2 separate regions of the Homo sapiens genome follow, and region 2 is linked to region 1. A link is a loop called in an ENCODE intact Hi-C map of the cell type or tissue named here. Cell type or tissue: OCI-LY7. All regions are shown on one strand. Links, peaks and the distances in the headings refer to the core of each region. The heading gives the core; the rest is flanking DNA.

Region 1 (2,812 bases), core at 64-2,563:
CTGAAAAATCTTTGGTGGGTGGTTTCTATGACTCCTATATCAACTGGTAATAATTTTTCAGACATATAGAAGTCTAGCTTTTTAAAATTTTTGTTTGTTCGCAATGGAGTGAGACTCTTCTAAGGACATAACAATATGGAATAACATAGTTGGCACAGGAAATGTTTTCTGAATTCCAATCAACAACTAAGAAGCAACTATTTGAATGTAAAGCTTAGTAAACTGGAGACTGCTTGTAGAGCAAGAGTTGAAGGAATTCCTAGAATCTACCTTCGGCAAATGAGAAAAAGACAACATATTAGATTTGTGTGTCTTCTGCAAGTCCCTATCCTGATGCCATAGCTGATTAGTCACAATAGAGCACTTCATGCTCAATTTCATGTTGGGCTGGAGTCCTGTTCCCAGAAATTTGGGGTAAGAGCTAAGAAAAAGCCATCCGGTATGCCTGTATGACTAGAGGTGTAACATCTTTAGAGTTGTTGGTGACCGTATTCTGCCACGTTGAGGGAGAGACAGCCTGACAAGAAACAGGAATGATGCAGATGTGCCAGGATACATGAGGACAAGAGCCGGAGAGAAACACTGTGTCAGAGACTGTCAAGTAAAGTGTTCAGGCTGATCCTGAGGCTTTGTGGCAAGTTTTCTTTGAGTACCTGCCAAAGTTCCACAGTATAGAACAACACTGAGACTTGAACCCATTCTAATTTTGCTCTTATGCACAGGAAATACTGTCTTTCTGCATCATACTTGGGAGATAAAACATATTTCTTTCTCTTGGCATTTTTATTTTTATGTAAATCTTTTTTCAAAGTTTGCATATATTGCATCATATATCAGTTTCTTACTGTGTCTCTCATATATCCACAATTTAAAAATACTCCCATTTTATTTAAACGTCCAAATACTTGGCTGTTAATTTTGTCTGGATCATATATTCTTTCTAAGTTTAAGTTTTTGTTATCAGGAACAACTGAGTTTAATCTACAATTACTTTCTGTACTACAAATAAAAGATGTGACTATAAAGCAGTATCACTGCTTTCAATCTTGAACAAATTCACCAGATTTTGTATATTTAACTATCTTTCTGGCCTATCAGAATATTTTCTTAACCCCAGCATGGCATATGTATGAGAAAGGGAGTTACGGATTTCTACTGGACCTCAGAGTAAAAATCTTTTAAGAGCTATTAATACCATATGCTCGGAGAAACAAGGAGGATTGTGTAATTTGTTTGGAGTAGGTGGTCAACATGCATAGAGGTAGGGGATGGCCAGGTTGCTCACTGGTGTTAAAGACATCAAAGCCAAAAGCACTTGAAGTCTTTCCTCTAGGTTAGGGTTCTTTTAAAAACTTGCAAGACAAGTGCCTGCCTTACAGGGAACCTGTAGAGGGCAGTATTGCTGTGTATTTTGTATCTGTCAACTAAGAAACTACTTCCACACAGCCAAACAATCTAGGCATGAACAGATATAAGCTGCTAGGTTAAAAGTCTAATTGGTTTTAAAGGATACCTGGTTTGTCGCTCTTATTTTTAAAGTCACTCACAAAATTTTAAAACATTGTCCCCTCCAAATCTTCTTTACTTATTCACAGCACCATTTTTATAAAATGTTCTGTCCTGATGATTTAGGTTCTGTCCTTAATGATTTTAAAATATATTTTAAAAAATTACAAATTATTCTATTTCAGAATCTAAATGTAAAGAGCAGATATTCAATTTTCAGCTTTTGCTTGTTTGTTTGTTTGTTTGTTTTTGTTTTAGACAGAGTCTAGCTCTGTAGCCCAGGCTGGAGTGCAGTGGCACAATCTCGGCTCACTGCAAGCTCCGCTTCCCGGGTTCACGCCATTCTCCTGCCTCAGCCTCCCGAGTAGCTGGGACTACAGGCGCCCGCCACTACGCCCGGCTAATTTTTTGTATTTTTAGTAGAGACGGGGTTTCACCGCGTTAGCCAGGATGGTCTCGATCTCCTGACCTCGTGATCCGCCCACCTCGGCCTCCCAAAGTGCTGGGATTACAGGTGTGAGCCACCGCCCCCGGCCTCAATTTTCAGCTATTTTAATGCCATATTGTAGGCGGTTCAATTTTGTTTTTATTTGTGCTTAGTGCTTTTTTTTGCTAAATAAAATACAAAAGATATCTAACAAGATTACCTCCCAAAAAAGGATTTTTTTCAAAAGCTATACAAGATACTTTCTACTCTAAAGATATTTTAATATGATCACATTTTAAAACATAAGTGAAACGTAAACTGATGATAGGAGATTTAAAAAGCAAAAAATGAAAGAGCTTATTTTAAAAGTTAGCTTTGCTCATGTTGCTCCAGGCATTTCCTGAAAAGTAGGAGAAAATGTTTCTAGTGCTGTTTATAATGGTTTTAAAAGAAAGAAGCAGCTACTCTCATATGCATTTGTACTGACTGGCAGTGATGTCCCAGCCATGGTTTAGTTATATACAAATAAGATCCCTGAAGTCCTGTATTAATGGTTTCCCATTAAAACAGGCCAATCAGGCTGGGTGCGGTGGCTCACTCCTGAAATCCCAGCACTTTGGGAGGCTGAGGCGGGCAGATCACGAGGTCAGGAGATCGAGACCATCCTGCCCAACATAGTGAAACCCCGTCTCTACTAAAAATACAAAAAAAATTAGCCAGGCATGGTGGCAGGCACCTGTAATCCCAGCTACTTGGGAGGCTGAGGCAAGAAGAATCACTTGAACCTGGGAGGTGAAGGTTGTAGTGAGCCGAGATCGCACAACTGCACTCCAGCCTGGGTGACAGTGTGAGACTCCATCTAAAAAAAACAAAACACAA
Region 2 (2,812 bases), core at 297-2,796, 520 kb after region 1:
TAGGATATACATAACATCTCCATTTTACACATGAAAAAAGGCAGGTCTAAAGTAGTCAAACAGATTGCTCAAGTATTGAGAGCTAGTAATCAGTGAAGTCAGATCACAAAAAAATTAGTGTTCTTTTACTAAACTACAATGTTTCCCTAAAGTACGTTACAAAAGAAAGGATCTCAGCCTGGGATATCAAGACATAGACTTGGGATTTCCATTTGTGGAGGACAAGAAAAGGAGAAGGAGTAAGAATAACTACAAATTTTTACCTGAGCAAGTCCCCCCAAACTTCTTTATAAGTTATCCAGTTTCAGGTATTTTTTATAGCAATGCAAGAATGGACAATACAATGTGGAAATTGGGAAAACAACACACTGTTGAAAAAGCATTGAGTCTAAAAGAAATTAAAAGGAAATTAGAAAATACCTGGGGAATCTAATGGAGATGGTTAACTACATGCAGCTAGGAAGTGGCACTTCTACTGAGAAAGACCAAAATTTCAAGTAAACCAACATAATTTGAACAGATCTTCAGAGAAAACAAGAGTGGATGGAGATATGATACAGACACTGAGACTGAAGAAGGAGGAAACTGGGACCCCTGTACAGAGTACCCAAATGCTAGGTTTAGTTCCCAGCCCCAAACAGCTCTTGAGGAAGGGGTGAGTAAAGGGACTGTAGGATTTCCCACTTTCACCATGGACCTCTGGGATCCTAGCTACAGGAGACTCCAGGTCCCTCATGGACATTTGACCTGGTAGGTGAACCTGCCCAGACAGAGAGAGACAGGGCTTCAGCCAGCACAGAACTTGGGGCTTTCATGTGTGGGGCAGCTCCAACAGAGCTTGGCCATAGGCACCCATTTCCCAGGACTCCTTATCTCCCTCTGAGAAGCTCTAGCCTCAGCTGACTGCTGGGCCAGTTGAAAGTAGAGCCAGCTTCCCTTTGGGACTGGGCCACATCTGTTCTGCTGGCCCTCCTGCCTATCAGATTCTCCCAGGGCCCATGCCTGGCTACCCCAGAAGACTATGGGCCCAACACAGTCACTGCTGTACAAGCTAGGTGTTTTGCTCCACCAAGTACATTTCTGTTGTCCTGTGAACACTTCAGATTTTCCATTGCACCTATACCCAACCCTCAGTGTCCAGAGGATGAAGCCACAAGACATTCCCAGTACCCCAGGCTACACTGTGCAGCTTGGGAGTGCCAAGCTAAAATTTGTGGCTGGCATTTAATTGGGGGAGGAGCCAACACCCTCAGAACACTGAGAGGGATGAGACATGTGGTTCTGTGGGCTGGCACAAGAGTAGGACATGCCTCTTTCTGCAGGGCCAGTCCAGAAATTGTGTGAACTGTCTCCCTGTACGGCCTCTACAAAAGTAAGCCCCATAGCCTGAAACACCTAATAAAAGAAAACCAAGTACAGTGCCAGTGATTGGAGGGGGCTCCCAGAGGCCCAGGAGTAGACCTGATGAGAGGGTCACCTCTCCTCCCCCAACACCATAGAGTATGGCTGCAAACATGAGGAAATACATAGGAATCACATGGCTAAGCACGTCTATCTTCCAGCAGTTACTCTTTAGCATCATCTATTGGCTCACAGCCCAAACTGCAACGCCAAAAATATTTTGCTAATATATCCCCCTATGAAACCAAGGGCAAGAATTCAGCTACAAATAAAAACCCTGCACAGAGCCTTGACCCTCTAAAAAGATTTTTAAAAATCCAACTGACTTCACTACAGTGAAGTTGACATTCCTTTAACTTACACCACAGTTAAAGGAACACCAACCCTCCCAGATGAGAAAGAATCAGCACAAGAACTCTGGCAATTCAAAAATCGAGACTGTCCCCTTCTCCAAGCAATAGCAATACCACTAGCTCCCAGCAATGGTTCTGATATGGTTTGGCTGTGTCCCCACCCAAATCTCATCTTGAATTGTAGCTCCCATAATTCCCACATGTTGTGGGAGAGACTGGGGGGAGATAATTGAATCATGGGGGTGGTTTCCCCCATACTGTTCTCATGGTACTGAATAAGCTTCATGAGATCTGATGGTTTTGTGAGGGAAAACACTTTCCCTTGTTCTTATTCTCTCTTGTCTGCCACCATGTGAGATGTGTTTCTTGCTTTCTATCATGATTGTGAGGGCATCCCAAACCACGTGTAACTGTGAGTCCGTTAAACCTCTTTTTCTTTATAAATTACCCAGTCTCAGGTATGTTTTTATCAGCAGCATAAAAATGGACTAATACAGGTTCTCAACCAGTCTCAAATGACAGATAGAGTTCATAATCTTAAAGACAAAGAAGCTCATTAAGATACAAGAAAAAGTTGAAACAAAATCCAAGGAATCCACTAACACGATCCAAGAGTTGAAAGATCAAATAGCCATGTTGAGAAAGAAGCAAACCAAACTCCTAGTGCTGAAAAATCCTTTATAAGAATTCCATAATACAATCTGAAGTATTAACAGTAGAATAGACCAAGCTGAGGAAAGAATCTCAGAGCTTGAAGACCAGGTCTTTCAATCAACTCAGTCAAACAAAAATTAAGAAAAAATAATTTTAAAAAATAAACAAAATATCCAAGAGATATGGGATTATGTTAAGAGACTAAATCTATGACTCATTGGCATTCTGAGTGAGAAGAGAGAAAAAGCAATTTGAAAAATATATTTGATGATATAGTCCACAAAAGCTTCTCCAATCTCACTTGAGATTAAAGAAACACCTTCATTAAGAAATTATAAAGGTCTCAAATTAGCAATCTAACTTAGCACCTAAAGGAAGTAGAAAAACAAAAATAAACCAACACA

The links. A loop is a pair of places that touch in the nucleus more often than their neighbours do. Peaks named below come from ENCODE experiments on the same cell type or tissue, not always from the same donor. Only the 100,000 strongest peaks of a DNase experiment are listed, where the experiment ranks them.
Region 2: a loop joins it to region 1, with 5 times the contacts of the local background. A loop is called at or near these places in 2 of 110 quality-filtered maps.

What each region holds. Positions count from the first base shown.
Region 1 is chr4:85,746,652-85,749,463 of GRCh38, reverse strand. All of the region lies in intron 3 of ARHGAP24 (Rho GTPase activating protein 24), which reads right to left. Among named protein-coding and RNA genes, the nearest start is that of MIR4451, 26 kb to the right of the region's middle. In OCI-LY7, for the core only: CTCF peaks have their summits at 1,173 and 1,388 (motif pointing right); a DNase peak (open chromatin) is centred at 1,393.
Region 2 is chr4:85,227,218-85,230,029 of GRCh38, reverse strand. No RefSeq gene overlaps it. Among named protein-coding and RNA genes, the nearest start is that of ARHGAP24, 250 kb to the left of the region's middle. In OCI-LY7, for the core only: a CTCF peak has its summit at 1,586; no DNase peak of the experiment used is centred there.